Regions from separate parts of the Mus musculus genome. Here region 2 is linked to region 1. Evidence: chromatin loops called from intact Hi-C (ENCODE). Cell type or tissue: left cerebral cortex. All regions are shown on one strand.

Region 1 (8,000 bases):
TCAGGTATCCCAGGCTAGCCTGGAAGTCCTTACACAGGAGTTGACCCAGAACCCTTGATCCTCCTGCCTCCTGCTGCTGACAGGTTTGCAGCCATCAGTTTTATGCTGGTGCTGGGATGGAATCCAGGGTTTACGACTACTCCTCATTGCATCCCAGGAGGTAGATAAATCAACTCTGACCTTCCATGCACACTGAGGACTCTGCTCTTGGCTACGCTGGCAATTGGTTCTCACCCGCCATGATTCCATGTCCCCTGCAGGTCTATGACCCCTTCCGCTTTGATGCCGACAACGTCAAGGGCAGGTCACCCCTGGCTTTTATTCCCTTCTCGGCTGGGCCCAGGTGAGGCTAGGACTGAGGGGCAGGGGCCTCGGGCTGACTGTGAGGACGGGGGAGTTGGGGTTTTTTGGAGGTTAGCGTTTCCTCCCTACCTCCCTGCACAGAATTGTGCAAAGGTTTGGGAACCAGGGAGGGGAAGGTGAAGAGTCCTCTGTGCTCAGAATCCCGCCCTGGCCTTTTCGGCTATTGATCAAGGCTTGGCTCTGAGGATGTCTACGTCCTTGCGTGGTCCCAGAAACCTCAGACTCGGGCCAGGTTCTAGTGCTGTGTTGGTCCTGGGTAGGGTCTTGGGCACAGTCAGAGTTCCCACCCCGCCCTCCTGCAGGAACTGCATAGGACAGACTTTCGCCATGAGCGAGATGAAAGTAGCTCTGGCGCTGACTCTGCTGCGCTTCCGCGTTCTGCCGGATGACAAGGAGCCCCGCAGGAAGCCGGAGCTGATCCTGCGCGCAGAAGGCGGGCTGTGGCTGAAAGTGGAGCCGCTCAGCGCAGGCGCGCAGTGATCTCTGAGCTGGCGTGGGACTCTCCTATCCATCCACCCACCTGTGCCTTTCCAGGAATAAAATTTTCTTGTCACCTTGTCTGAGCCTCACCAAACATCCAGGTTACATGCCTCATGTGAGCCACAGGGAGCCATGAAAGGTGTTTGAGTGGTAGAGGGATTTAAGGGACATGAAAATTAATATTGTCATTCAGGAGGCAAGGTACACCTGTGAGCGATAATCTGGATAAATCAACTGAAGTGGAATGATCAGTCCTAATCCTTACTGTAGGTGGCGCCATTACTAGGTTTGGGTTCTGGGTTGAATTAAAAAAAAAAAAAAAAAAAAAAAAGACAAGAAAGCGTGGCTCAGATTAGAGGTGGCTCTTCCCACCTCAAATGTTCTAATCAAGAAAATTGCCTTAGAGATGTGCCAAACAGCTTGGGTTTTAGTTAATTACAGATGTAGTCAAATGAAAACCAAGAATGGCCACCATAGCTAGACTACTAACCCTTCCCAAACATTTCCACCAAATGTGAGAGCAAGGACATGAGCTTAGGGGTCATCCTCATTCAAATCGCCACAGTCCCTTACCTTTTGAGGATGTAGCATTACAGCAACTGGGCATGCGAATTAGTCAGGATTCTCTAAAGCCACAAAACAATGGGATGTCTCTATATATTAAGAGGATTTATTGGAATGACTTACAGTCTGTAGTCCTGAGAGGCCAAATCTTTTAAGTTTAGACTCCATTTTAGAGAACCTGACCTAAGTTTCAACTCAGGTCAACTGACAGGCTGGTACCTAGCATTAGTTTCCAAGCTGCCACCAACAAAACCCGAGCCTAGCTCCAGTCTCTAGGCTGATCCCCACAAGACCAGCGTCTCCAGGTTATTCTCCCAACAAACCTACAACCCCAGGTTACAAGCCCACTCCCTGCTCAATGATCACCAATGCAGAGGGAAGCAGAAATTAGGTTTATAATATAGTTCCCAACACCAGCCAATTGTGTTAAAGGCTACAGCAGCTTTCCAATTAGATGCTTGCACACTCCACCCCCTTGCTGCTTACTATTAAGCCTTGCCCCGATAGATATTCAAGGCTCCTCCACCACCAAAACCTTCCTGAGTGACAATGGTGCATTGGAGGGGCCTGAGCTAGCTCGAATAGAATAAAGACCCTGCTGTGATCGGCTTATGTCTGTGTTTTGGGAGTTCAACCCTTCCCTGGCACAACAGTCCAACTAACCTAACAATGGGCAGCTGTGAATGGGAAGTCTAGTTGTTGCTCAGTCCCACAAGGCTAGGTGTTTCAGCTGGTCTTCTCTATAAGCTGGAGTCATGAAGTACACTCCAACAGATGTGCTGGCAAGTAAGTGCAGGCAGGCAAAGAAGGAACGCAGGCATAAATATTTGCAACCTATTTTTAATAAGGGTTTAACCTCTCCTTTAGCCCACCACCCAGCATAGGGAGTGAAAGAGAAAAGTTACTAGAATATGGGGAAGTGGACCTGTTCAGCAATAGTTCTTTGGGGGCAAGCTTAATCTTCTTGGGCAGCAGTTCAGTCCAGTAGCAAACACCAAATATGACCCAGCAGCAGCTGCAGACCAGTCCTCTCGGCAGGCAGACACCAGGCACAAACCACCAGCTACAGTCCAGCCCTTTCAGCAAGCAGACACCAGGCAGCTGTAGTTTAATCCTAAAGAAATCGCCAGGCTTGCCAACTGGCTTAAGGTAAGGCCACAGAAGCACCAAGCTGCCACAGGAACCTCAGGAGCGGTTCTTTGGTGAGTTTCTCTCAATGGCAGTGTCACCACAAGCTGAGCTCAACAATGCTATGTAAAGTGAACATGTGTGTCTTTGGCAAAGAACAGTGAGGCAGAGCAAACCGAATCAAAGCTCAGTGCTCATCTCGCACTGTCTGTGGGGTCATAATTATACTCCGTCATCAAGTGTCCTTTCATGTGACTGCTATAGCCAAACATCCTTTCACCTGTGTGCCCCAGCAAAACATCATTTGGCATAACTGACTTTCTAAAGAACTAGAAGTTTCCACTTCAAAGGAAGCCTCACTTTTCCCCATTGTTCTTATGCAGACTTCCAGCAGAAGGTGAGGCCCAGATTAAAGGAGTGTACCACCATACCTGGACCTAAATTGTTCTTTACTTGGAATTTGCCCTGTCCCAGGGTGACCTTGAACTCAGAGATATGCTTGCCTTTGTCTTCAGGGATTAAAAGCATGTGCCACCTTGCCTGGGCCTAAACTTTTCACGGCTTCAAGATTCAGATCAAAAGTCTGTGTTTTCTAGCCTCGAGATCTGGATCACAGGTGTGCCCTCCATTTCTTGATTGTAGTTCATTCCAGATGTAGTCAAGGTGACAATGAGGAATAGCCATCGCAGCACATAACCAAGGAAAAGGGCATGTCAAAGCCTCTGCATTAGACAGGAAAGCTCACAAGGGCTCATCTGGGGTTCATTTGCCCCCAGGACAGAGGGCTTTGGCCAGTCCAGACTGTAGAGGACAGATGGCCCCTTCCAGCTCTTGCTGTCCCTTTGTTGGCTCCTCTCAGTTCTATCTGTGATTCCTTCTGCCCTCAGAGACCTGCCCATTTCCTCCCTGGGTCTCTGATGTTACATGCTGGCCAGGCATGGCTGACAGCTCTCATTGTATGCCCAGGGCCTTCATGAATGTCATGAGGGTGTGCCCCCCACCCCCCCTAGCTTCAGGATTCTCTGTCTTCATCTCTACACAGAGCATCCAGGACAATCTTGGGGTAGAATGGGGGGGGTCAGAGTCATTCCATTTGACTCCTGAGATTTAAAACTAGACTACTGGGAAGAAAAATATCACCTCTGAAGAGCCAGGGACCTGGAAGATGCTGGCTGCAAGCATAAACTCTGCTGTGTGACTGGGGAAGGTTAATCCCCCTCTCTGTTCTTCAGGTTCCTAATCACATAACAGGGGGTAATAGAACACAATCTTGATGAGTAAGCATTTGGAGCTGTGCCTGGTACATAGTAAGCGCTCAACAAACAGAGCTGTTGTTGCTTCCACTCTTGGGAAGCTTAGGTGGCCATCATAAGCCTGACTCTGCACTTAATAACCTCAAAGGCAGGATCTAGCATTTGTGCTTGCTGACTCAGCTACCTTGGTGGCTCTGCATATAGCACACAGTTTGTAAGTCAATTTATTGCTATTAGTATTTTATACAATTATTATTCATTTTATTTCATTTGGGAGATAGTAATTTAACTGCTTGGTATTTTGTAATATAAAATATTTTTATATGCATTCTCATATATTTATGTGTAGGGATAATCTTTTTGTGCACTGTGTAAATGCTGTCTTTGCTTTATTCAAATGCTGAAATCTATAGCTGCAAAGAGTTGATTGACTACCATCCAGATTTTGGTAACGTTATTTTTATGAAGCATCACCTGCCTCAGTGTTTCATGAACATTCTTTTCCATTGCCTTCTGATTGGTCAGTAAAGAGCTGATCAGCCAGTTACTGGTCAGAAGAGAATAGGGAGGGACTTCTGATTCTAGTGGGGAGGGGTCCCAGAGAGACCAGAGGAGAGGAGGTAGAGCAGGAGGGAGAAGGGCGAGGTGGCCATGAGGCAGAGAATCCAGGAGGAGTTGTGATGAACAGGTCGCCAAGGCATTCACCATGAGGATACACATGGAGCATAGGAAGCCAGGGGGAGACTCAAACTGCAAGTACCATGGGGCCTGCGGCTGGGACATAAATAGCTTAGAGGATTACAGTAGTTCAGAACCTGCCCAGCTTAGGTCTCCAGCTTGTTAATAAAAATACCATAGCCAAACAGTAGATGGAGCTTGGGGACTCTTATTAGGAGGAAGGATTTCAGGCTCTTAAGGGGTTAGGAATTCCACAGGAAGACTAGCAGATTCAAATAACCTGGACCCTTGGAGCTCTCAGAGACTGAACCACCAACCAAAGAACATACACGGGCTAGCCCTCAGTATACCTACACATGTGTAACAGGTGTGCAGCTTGGTCTTCACATGGTTCCCAAAGAACTGGAACAGGGGCTATCTCAAAAGCTGTTGCCTGTATGTGGGACATGTTTTTCTAGCTAGGCTGCCTTGTTTGGCCTCAGTGGGAGAGGAAGCACCTAGCCCTACAGAGACTTGGTGTGCCAGAGTGGAGGAATACACTTCTCTCAGAGGAGAAGGGGAGGAGAGATGTATTGTGGGAAGACTGACCAGGAGGCGGGCAGTGAGTGGATTGTAAAGTGAGTAAGTAAAACAAAACAAAATGGGCTAGAGAGATAGCTCAGTGGTTAAGAGCACCGACGGCTCTTCCGAAGGTCCTGAGTTCAAATTCCAGCAACCACATGGTGGCTCACAACCATCAGTAATGAGATCTGACGCCCTCTTCTGGTGTGTCTGAAGACAGCTACAGTGTACTTATGTATAATAATAAATAAAATCTTTAGGCCAGAGGGTCAATCGGTGCGAGCAGAGGTCCTAAATTCAATTCCCAGCAACCACATGATGGCTCATAACCACCTGTACAGCTACAGTGTAATCATATATATAAAATAAATAAATAAACCTTTAAAACAAAACAAAACAGGTCTCTGTGTCAGTTATTCCCAACCTAAAACAGAAAACCTCCAAGGAATTGCATTTACATTTATGTATTATAAATACATAATAAGGTATTATATATTAGTATATGTCATATAGGACTAGAATAACAAAAAGCCTATTACTAAAATTTCACAAAAATAAGATATATTAAAATAATTGTATTTTTGAGTCATCCCCCAAATAATAGTTTGCTTACATCTCCTAACATCCTACTGTAGGCATTTTCTTTTATTGAAAATATATTTTTCTCATACAATATATCCTGATTACAGTTTCTCCTACCCCAGCTCCTACTGGTTTCTCCCTACCTCCTCTCCCATTCGGATCCAACCCATTTCTATCTCTCATTAGAAAACAAATGGGCCAGGCCGGGCAGTGGTGGCGCACGCCTTTAATCCCAGCACCTGGGAGGCAGAGGCAGGTAGATTTCTGAGTTAGAGGCCAGCCTGGTCTACAAAGTGTAGTTTCCAGGATAGCCAGGGCTATACAGAGAAACCCTGTCTCGAAAAACCAAAAAAAAAAAAAAAAAAACAAAAAAAAAAAAAAGAAAGAAAGAAAGAAAGAAAGAAAGAAAGAAAGAAAGAAAGAAAATAAATGGGCTGTTAAGGGATAATAATAAGATAAAATATAAGAAGATAAAACAAAACCAATACTTTGGAATAGGACAAAACAAACAGACAGAAGGAAAAGAGCCCAAGAAAGGTGTGAGAAACAGATATAGACTCGAGAGATCCACTCGCTCACACATTCAGGAATCCTGTAAAAACCCCAAACCAGAAGCCTGCAAAACCTGTAGGCTGAAAATAAATAAATAAATAAATAAATAGGCAGACAGACAGACAGATAGATAGATAAAACCAATAAAATACAATTTTAAAAAGCCCTGACATGACCTCATGAGACAAGGAACCTCTAAAGATGCCATTGAGTTTGCTTTCTGTTAGCCATCTACTGCTGGGCATGCAGACTATCCATAAGAGAAGTTTGTTTCCCTAGTGAGAAGCCCTTGGAGAAAACTAAGTTTCCACTTACAAGTGACTATCAATTGGAGAACAGCTTCTGGGTTAGGGATGGGGGCATGTGTACACTTCTCCTCTCAGCTCTAGGACCCCTTCTGGTGCAGAGTCCTGCAGGCTGTGAGTCCATACGTCAATCAGACCTGCCATGCTTAGAGGACTCCATGTCGTTCCTGTTCTCCATTCCCTCTGGTTCTTATACTCTTCCTGTCTCCTCTTCAGCAGGTGCCTTAAGTGCCTGGGCTGTTTGGCTGTTGGTCACTCAAGCAATGTTGGGTATGGGTTCAATCTTATGAGGTCGGCCTTAAATCAAATTTGATATTGGTTGGTTATTGCCACAAACTTTTGGCCACCATTTCCCTAGCATATCTTGCAGGCAGGACAGCACTGTAGATCAAAGGGTTTGCAGCTGACTTGGTGTTTATGTGTCTCCCTTGGTAGCTACAGAGTACCTTCTGGTACCAAGAACACTAGCCAGTAGGGGTGAAGGCTCTAGGTAGGCACCAGGTTACTTCATTTTCAATGAGTTAAATAGGTGTTAATTTCAGCAATAGGGCCTTTTTGTCAAGTTGCTGCAGCTATGGGGTTTGTGTGTGCGTGTGTGCATGTGTACAGTGTCCAAGTGCCACATATTGAATGTGATAATTAGAGGGAAACTTTCAGGAGTCAATTCTTTCCTTCCACTGCGGCTGAGGAATTGAATGCAGGTTCTCCCGTTGTGGCTGTGTTCCTTGTTGAACTTAAGACTCTGTTTTCACTCATGGAAGCATTGAATTTCCGGTGCAGTTTCTCTCAAGACTAGGACGTTTGCCCATGCAGTGCTGTTGGTTAAGTGACAATTTATACGGATTTTTGCATGAAATATCCAGTAAGACATAGTAATTTTATTGAAATTAGTGCCATGTAGTTAACCTGTTAAAACTGACTTGTTGTCTGCCTTTGATATCAGTGATGTGTTGGAAGCTTACCAATAAGCAATATGGCTAGGCATGTGACATGAATGCTGTTAACCAAAGGGCAAATCACAAGCAAAATGCCAAAAGCAAACTTAATTAAAAATCTAATTATGTTTGAAATATTGTATCATTATTTATCTTGTGGTAATTTAGTAAGTTTTTTTTAAAGAAAACAATTTTTGTAACTTGATAAATTATAGTTTTGTTTTTTAGAAAAGTTGCTTCTCCATGTGTAACTAGGCAACAAACGGTGTAGATAGTTTTGCAAGGCTCCCGGATGTTTCCATGCAGACATACCATCATCAGAAACTCGGCTGCTGTTCTGCTGCCTCCTCCCTTATTTTTTTACTGTGGTAATTTCCTATGCAAATATCAGAGCATGCAGCTGTCTAGCTGGAGAATTTTTTGAGGGAATGAGATGTTTATATATTAACGACAATTTTTTTTTTGAAAATAAAAAGTGCCTAAAAGATTAAAAAAAAAAAAAAAAAAAAGAATGCAGGTCCTCAGACTTGAGCAACATGCTGCAATCACTTCGATCTCACTGGTCCCAGGCAGCAGGTTTTGTTAGTTTGTTTTTCTGA
Region 2 (8,000 bases), 280 kb after region 1:
GAATGTGATCCCAGTCTGTGAGTTCCAGGCCAACCAGGGCTATGTAGAGAGATTCTATTTCAAAATAAAGACAGACAGGCAAGACAGATGGACTTTTCTGGGGGAAAATCCAGGGCAGCATCCTGGAGGAAGGGCACCAGTGTTGTGGTTTAGTGGTTGGGCATACTGTACAGGACCTCTGGGTGGGAGGAATGTGGTCAGATTCAGGGTTGGTTCCTTGACAGCAACCCACATGGGGCTGAGCCCCCACGCTTCTCCTCTAGTGACTCTGATTTTGACGATGAGGAGCCTAGAAAGTTCTATGTTCACATCAAGCCCGCCCCCACCCGCGCCGTGGCCTGCAGCTCTGAGGCTGCAGCTGCCCAGCTCAGGGCCACGGCTGGCAGCCTCATCCTCCCTCCAGGCCCAGGGGTGAGGTGGGGTTGTTAACGTGTGGGCACGGGGGTACAACTGGATGCAGCTGCGCCTAGTGTTGCTTGATTCTTGATTTTGTTCCGCAGGGCACCATGAAACGTCATTCATCACGTGAGTAGCTGGCTGGGTTTGGAAGTGCCTTGGAGGGAACTGAGTAATTCCTTGAATGGCTGTGAGTTAGAGTTAGTTGGAGATGGCTGCTGAGCTGCTCGCCTTTTCTACAAAGCAGCATCATTACACAACGGGAACTGGACTGGCAGCAGGGCCAGACCTAGAGCCAAGCGGGACTCAGGAGCAGGGGCAGGGGCAGGGGCAGAGGCAGGATTTTTCAGCTAGCCTGGGCCACACAGATGCACGGAGCTACCGCCAGCTCAGTCCCTCTGCTGACCTTGGGCCTGTGGCTGACAAATGCCAGCTATGGTCCTAGTGGGACAGAAACTCAAGGCTTTGTCCATCCTAGGGGACACTTCTGGGAAGCCACAGAGACCTCGTTCGGCCCCACGCACTGGCAGGTGGGTCTCACCGGGACATGATGGAGCAGGCAGATGGGCCCCAAGTCCTTGCCTCTAGCTCCCTCACCCTGGCCTAAGGTCCAGCTATTGGACACTTATTAAGTGCCAGCTGTGTACTTGTGCTGTGCTGGCTCTGGGAAGCCTGTAGACAAGGGTCAAAATTCTGGATGCGCGGATGAGTGGGATGTGGCCATGCTGCATAGGCAGGGTCCTGGGGGAAGATGTAACTACTAAACCCGAAAGGCCTAGGATTTGCGGGTGAAGTCACGCGCTGGGAACAGGAACAGCCTGTGGGAAGGTAGCAAGCTCGAACTCGCTCCTGTCGCTGTTCCCAGTTGCGCAGAGAAGCCCCTGGCCTCGGAGGAGCCACTATCCAAGAGCCTCTTTGGGCCGCCGCTGGAGTCCGCCTTCGACCACGATGACTTCACAGGTAGAGGGGGTGTGCACAGCAGGAGGGGCAGAAGGCCATATTGGGTGGGGATTTGGTTGGAATGGGAGTCATGGAGGCTCGACTAGGGGGCAGGGACAGAGTGGAGGGTCTGCGGACATTGGCGGTGACAACTAGGCATGGACTACGGTGACCTCTGACTGTGCCCTCCTTCCTAGGCTCCAGCAGCCTGGGCTTCACATCCAGCCCGTCTCCTTTCTCATCCTCATCTCCGGAGAATGTGGAGGACTCGGGCCTGGATTCTCCGTCACATGCTGCCCCTGGTCCGTCACCTGAGTCCTGGGTCCCCCGGCCAGGCACCCCGCAGAGCCCACCCACCTGCAGGGCACAGCACCCTGAGCCCAGGGGCCTAATGCCCCGTGCACCCTCACCAGGTCCCTGGGGGCCTGAGGGAGGTGCAGGTAAGCTGGAACCCAGCAGGTGTCCCAGGCAAGCTGGGCACAGATGGAGGCCTTCATAGGGGGTACCATCTGATGACCAAGCAAAGGCCCTGAGGCAGGAGGGGGATGTTAAGTTGGTCCCCATGAGGAGGGGGTGAGCTTAAACACCTGTGCTGGAGAAAGTGCGGGTGGATCCTGTGGCCACCAATGGATGGAGATGTCATTGAAGCAGGAAGCCAACTCAGGCAGCTAGCTGGCATGCAAGGGAAAGAATCTGGTTCCTGACAGAGCTAAGGGGGTGGGACATCAGAGTTACCGACAGAGGCACAGCTGATGTGGGGGACTCTGTCACTCTGAAGATGTAGGCTACTGAATCACCAGATCTGTGGCTTACCCACCTCCTAACCCATCAGTCCTTCCTGGTACAGACCCAGTAACAGCACCCTCCCTTACCCATCTGAGCACATCTGGGGCCTAGGGTATTAGCCAGAAACCCTTGAAACATTGTCTCTTCTTGAGGGTTAATACTCTCAACTCCTGGGAGTCTCAGTCCAGCCGTGTCCTTCCTCTAGATTCACTGACGCCGGCTGACCCCACCAGGGAGGGCCTAGCTGCCACACTGAGAAGACCACGGTCCAGGAAAGTGTCCTGCCCACTCACCAGGAGCAATGGGGACCTGGTGGGTGATAGGCTGATGACTCCAGGTTGGGAAGAGGCCAGAAGCTGCCCCTGCAGACAGCTTTGGGTAGCTCACAGCCCCATTCTCTCTTGTCTTCCAGTGCCGGTCGCTCAGCCCATCCCCACTGGGATCCTCTGCCCCCACCATCCCCCCCGATCGGCCTAGCTTCTCCACCCAGATGGGACATGGTTTGTGGGGAACCTTGGAGCCTCGGGCCCCTTCTCTGTCTGGGATGGTGTCTGAGTGGGTGAGGCCTGCCCTGCTTCTGACCCTAACCTTCCCACAGGCATCTCCCGTGGCCCCAGCCCAGTGGTCCTGGGATCTCAGGACGCCCTGCCCGTGGCCACAGCCTTCACTGAGTATGTCCATGCCTATTTCCGTGGCCACAGCCCCAGGTAGGCAGTGATGGCAAGTGTGGGGTCAACCAGAGGGCTTTTGTGTGAGGCTAGCAATCCTGAGGCCATTCTAAGGAGTCCATGGGCACTGAGCCAAAGGGACTTGTAGTAGAAACAGGTCAAGGGTGAACTGGGGGCTCTGAAGCTGGCTTGCCCTCCCTGGGGTTGCCATATGCAAGAGGAGACATTAGCATTAAGCCACAAAGAAGAGTAGAGTGTTAGACTCTACACCCAACCTAGGGATGCTCAGAACACCCAGTTGATTCTAGGTTGGGACTCCTAGTGGCCCAGGAGAAGAGGATCTAGGGATGGTACTTTCATTAGTACTTAAATGTAGGCTGGGTTGGAGAAATTCATCTTGCCAGGCAGGGAAGGAAGAGTAAGAAGTTGGGGAGACAATGCTGAGAATAATCAGAGCCCCACAGGAGCTTTGGCTGCAAGTATAACCAGGAGGGTCCAGTGCCAAGCGGAGCCCTGATCCCATACTGTCCCTGGTTTCCTAGTTGCCTGGCTCGAGTCACCGGGGAGTTAACCATGACCTTCCCTGCGGGCATTGTGCGTGTGTTCAGTGGCACCCCACCACCACCTGTCCTCAGCTTCCGGCTGGTGAACACGGCCCCTGTAGAACACTTCCAGCCCAACGCTGACCTGATCTTCAGGTGCCTTGCATGGGCCGTGGGAGAGGGTCCCAGATGTCAGTGGAGCCAGGGGCCCAGGGCCTTAAATGCCTATAGCGCCCCCTGCTAGTTGCTGTGTGGCATGGGGCAAGTGGCTGTTCCTCTCTGGACCTACTACTGCACCCACAGCAGCCCAGTCTGGAATGGGAGAGCGTCTCCCGAGGGGTGAGGATATTCTGTCCCTGTCTCTACAGTGACCCCTCCCAGAGTGACCCGGAGACCAAAGACTTCTGGCTGAATATGGCGGCGCTGACGGAGGCCCTACAGCACCAGGCTGAGCAGAACCCCACCGCCTCCTACTACAACCTGGTGCTATTGCGGTACCAGGTGGGGCTGCGCGGGGGCGGGGCGAGGGCGGGTTACATAAATAATGCAAATAATAGATAGTGCTGTGTCCTCTGAGCTCTCCTGCTCTCTGCTGGCCACTCGCGGTACTGCGTATGATACTGGTGGTTGCACATTGCTTGGACTAGGCTGGGGGCAGCATAGCCCTTGTGACCGGCCGTGGCTATGTCGCCCAGCCACCTCTGTCTTTTCGTTCCTAAGTTCTCCCGCCCTGGACCTGAGTCAGTGCCCCTGCAAATGAGCGCCCACTGGCAGTGCGGGCCCACACTCACGCGGGTCTCGGTGGAGTACAGCTACCGTGCGGGCGCCACTGCTGTGTCCACGCCACTCACTAATGTCCAGATCCTCCTGCCCGTGGGGGAGCCGGTGACCAGTGTGCGGCTGCAGCCTGCGGCCACCTGGTAAGCCACCCTGCCCAGCTGGGAACATACAAGCCAGCCAACAAGAGCCCTGGGATAGCTGTGCCACGACACACCCCTGCACGGGTGGGGAGACTGAGGCTTGGCTGGGCATGGGTTTGCAAAGGCTACACAGTTAACTGACTGCCAGAGACCTCTCTGTCGAGTCTGACCCAGATTCCTTGCCACCAGGAACACAGAGGAAAAGAGGTTCACGTGGAAGCTTCCAGATGTGTGTGAGGCAGGGGGTGAGTCACAGCTCTGATGAGGGCTGCTGCGTGGGAGAAATCGCGGGTGGGCAGATTGTTAAAACTGGACATAGTTCGTGGGAACTGACGAATTCTAGAGGAGGGTTCTCAGGATACAGGACCACCTGTATCCTGAGCCTGTGACAAAGAGCCTGTGACAGGAGCACATCCTGGACCCGTGGTCTAGGCAAGGGGTATGCGAGGTCTGATTTAGTCGAGGCTGACCCCTCACCCCGTAGGCTCAGGCCACCTGTCAGCCAGTTGGCAGCCGCAGTCGGGGCCCAGCACTCCCAGCCCCGTGGCCGCACAATTCACCAGTGAGGGCGCCACGCTGTCTGGCCTGGACCTGGAGCTGCTAGGTGGTGGCTACCGCATGTCCCTGGTGAAGCGGAGATTCGCTACAGGTAGTTGCTGCCCTTTGGGGCTGGAGAAGCAGGGTGGGGTGGGTAGTCGGGAGGGGGAGCTCACGCAAGCCCCCACGCTGTTTTATCCCCACAGGGATGTACCTCGTCAGCTGCTGAGGTTCCTAGTGCTGGGGACTGCCTGCTCTCCTGCCTCTGCCGGCTCCCCCAGGCTGGACTCCGTGGACAGGAACACCCATTTCAGCCTGGCTCAGCCAACTCCTCCGTCCACAAGCAGGCCCTGGCCTTTAGTATTCTTTAAATAAACAGTTTTCTAACAAAATAAAGAGGAATCCTCTTTCCGGTTCAGACCGGGAAGGATGGGGAGGGGGGAAGGAGGAGCTGATACCTACTGTGCGGTTCATCTCCAGGGCTGTGTGAGCTGCCTATTCCTGCTGACACACAGCTAGGCTACAGGGAGGGAGAAGTAGATGAACCCCTAGAACACTGCTTCTCCACCCTCCTAATGCTGAGACCCTTTAATATACTTACTCATGTTGTGGTGACCCCCCAACCATAAAATTATTTCATTTCTACTTCATAGCTGTGATTTTTGCCGCTGTTGTCAATCATAATGTAAATATCTGATATGCAGGATATCTTATATTTGAGCCCTCCAAAGGGGTAGAAGTAAACTGCTACCTAGAGGGTTCTGAAGTATACATAGGAGTGTATAAACTAGAGAAGGACGGGCACCTGAGGGAGAGCTGGGCTTGGTGAGGAAGCCAGCAGTCAACTCAGGGACAGACAGGGTGGGAAGCAGGATAAAGTTCCTGATAGTCTAGGCTCAGCAGCTGAAAGGCCGGACCTGATTGTCCTCCCAGCACTCAGAGTCAAGGGACCTTGCGCCCTCTTTTGGCCTCCAAGGGCACTGCACTCATGTGGATGTAGGAAGAAGATACATGAATGAAAGTAGAACTAGTTTTAACAAACAAAACATTTCTTGCGAGCCATAGTAACCAGAAGGATGTGAGTGCAACTCGGGTTTATCTGCGACTGGCTGGTCAAGGTTCTGTGGGGAGGCCGAGCACTTGACATATGCACGAGAAGACTGGGTGTGATCCACGTCAGTACTCCAGCTTCCTAGCTTCTACTGGAGAACCAGCAGGTCATGAACCTCAAAGGACCTCAGGGACCTCGGTTCAACCTTACGGCTCTGAAGATCCCTGACCAAGACTGGACTGCAGATCCATAACCTAGAAGCTGGGAGTGTAGCTGAGGGGCAGGGGCGGGGAGGGGTGGAGTGGAAGGAGGACTACTCCTACCCAGAATCCCCCCCGCCACCCTGTGAGGGTCGGGAGGCTCAGGTGGAACACTGCCTAGTGTTATAAATAAGAAAAAGGAAGGCTATGCCTTGAAACCCTCTTGTTCTCTGGCCTTCCCATCTTCCTCTGCTAAGATGGGGTCTGAGTTGCCCTGGACTATCTCATATATTGTTCCATGCCTCAACTTCCCATTTGTAAGGTCCCCTCCTCAGTCTCTGGAAAGTGGGGTCTCAGCAGGGGGATCCCAGCAGGTACCACCAGACCTGTCTTTCCACCCTTCTCATCTGTGTTTGTAGATTGGTGGCTGGACCCTGTTGATGGCCCTACAGACACTACGTGGTAGGTCACCATCAGCATTCCCCCCCACCCCATGCCTGGGGGTCACCATCAGCAGCCTGCAGCACAGGTTTGCACGTGTTTCCCAGCTGTGATGGTTTGTATGTGCTTGGTCCAGAGAGTGGCACTATTGGAAGCAGTTGTGGAGTAGTTGTGTCACTGTGAGTATGGGATTTAAGACCCCCATCCTAGCTACCTGGAAGCCAGTATCTGCTAGCAGCCGTCAGATGAAGATGTAGAACTCTTAGCTCAGCCTGCACCATGCTGCCATGTTCCCAACTTAATGATAATGGACTAAACCTCTGAACCTGTAAGCCAGCCACAATTAAATGTTGTCTTATAAGAGTTGCCTTGGCCATGGTGTCTGTTCAAAGCAATAAAACCCTAACTAAGACAGAAGTTGGTACCAGGGACTAGGGTATTGCTGTGATAGGCCTGACCATGCTTTTGTTTGGAAAAATATGGATTTGGGACCTTTAGATCTGGAAAGCAGTGGAAAATGCTTTAAATAGGGCTTAGTGGGATATCCTAGTAGGAATATGGAAGACTTTGTTACTGAGAGTGATTTGAATTGTGCAGACCTGGCCCAAGAGGTTTCAGTGGAGAATTTGAATGTGTGGCCTAGAGACCATTGTGTGTGTGTGTGTGTGTGTGTGTGTGTGTGTGTGTGTGTGTGTGTGTGTGTGTGTTATCCCAGGAGATAAAAACAAGCAGATCTCTGACTTCAAGGCCAGCCTGAAACAGAGCAAGTTCTAGGTGAAGAAAAGCTTAAATCCAGGCATGGTGGTACACACCTTTAATCCCAGGACACAACCATGCAGATTTCTGAGTTCAAGTTCAATGTCCAGAGCAAGATCCAGGACAGCCAAGCTTAGGCAGTGAAGGAGTTGGAAAAGAGGAAGCTAGTGATAATGTAATAGAACAAGGAAGCCATGTTAGTTAAAGCTCCTACAAGCAGCAGAACTTGGAAACTTCAGCTCTGGCTTTATAGTCAAGAGAGGGAGACTACTGGTACTATTGATGCTGGTTAGCTGAAGCTAAGAAATTAGTGGTGATTAAGAAGAGACCAGCGGGGGCTGGTGAGATGGCTCAGTGGGTAAGAGCACCCGACTGCTGTTCCGAAGGTCCGGAGTTCAAATCCCAGCAACCACATGGTGGCTCACAACCATCTATAACAAAATCTGACACCCTCTTCTGGAGTGTCTGAAGACAGCTACAGTGTACTTACATATAATAAATAAATAAATCTTTAAAAAAAAAAAGAAGAAGAAGAGACCAGCGGGGCTGGCGAGATGGCTCAGCAGGTAAGAGCACTGACTGCTCTTCCAAAGGTCCTGAGTTCAAATCCCAGCAACCACATGGTGGCTCACAACCACCCTTAATGAGACCTGATACCCTCTTCTGGTGTGTCTGAAGACAGCTACAGTGTACTTACATATAATAAATAAACAAATCATTAAAGAAAGAAGGAGGAGGAGAAGGAGAAGGAGGAGAAGGAGAAG

The links. A loop is a pair of places that touch in the nucleus more often than their neighbours do. Peaks named below come from ENCODE experiments on the same cell type or tissue, not always from the same donor. Only the 100,000 strongest peaks of a DNase experiment are listed, where the experiment ranks them.
Region 2: a loop joins it to region 1, with 2.1 times the contacts of the local background. A loop is called at or near these places in 4 of 42 quality-filtered maps.

The regions. Positions count from the first base shown.
Region 1 is chr8:71,981,403-71,989,402 of GRCm38, reverse strand. It overlaps Cyp4f18 (cytochrome P450, family 4, subfamily f, polypeptide 18), which reads left to right. Exons shown (of 13, transcript NM_024444.2): 12 at 261-343; 13 at 666-921. The coding sequence ends at 843. Among named protein-coding and RNA genes, the nearest start is that of Gm51535, 19 kb to the left of the region's middle. In left cerebral cortex, CTCF peaks have their summits at 1,111 (motif pointing right) and 4,641; DNase peaks (open chromatin) are centred at 803 and 4,681; H3K4me3 peaks cover 1,011 bases; H3K27ac peaks cover 696 bases.
Region 2 is chr8:71,705,826-71,713,825 of GRCm38, reverse strand. Fcho1 (FCH domain only 1) reads left to right here. Exons shown (of 28, transcript NM_028715.3): 15 at 233-411; 16 at 501-525; 17 at 875-926; 18 at 1,262-1,356; 19 at 1,533-1,775; 20 at 2,327-2,433; 21 at 2,534-2,621; 22 at 2,720-2,828; 23 at 3,332-3,487; 24 at 3,700-3,832; 25 at 4,052-4,251; 26 at 4,441-4,496; 27 at 4,736-4,900; 28 at 4,995-5,439. The coding sequence ends at 5,017. Among named protein-coding and RNA genes, the nearest start is that of B3gnt3, 8.0 kb to the right of the region's middle. In left cerebral cortex, CTCF peaks have their summits at 3,926 (motif pointing left) and 5,756 (motif pointing left); DNase peaks (open chromatin) are centred at 2,050, 3,914, 4,500, 5,757 and 1 more place; H3K27ac peaks cover 4,216 bases.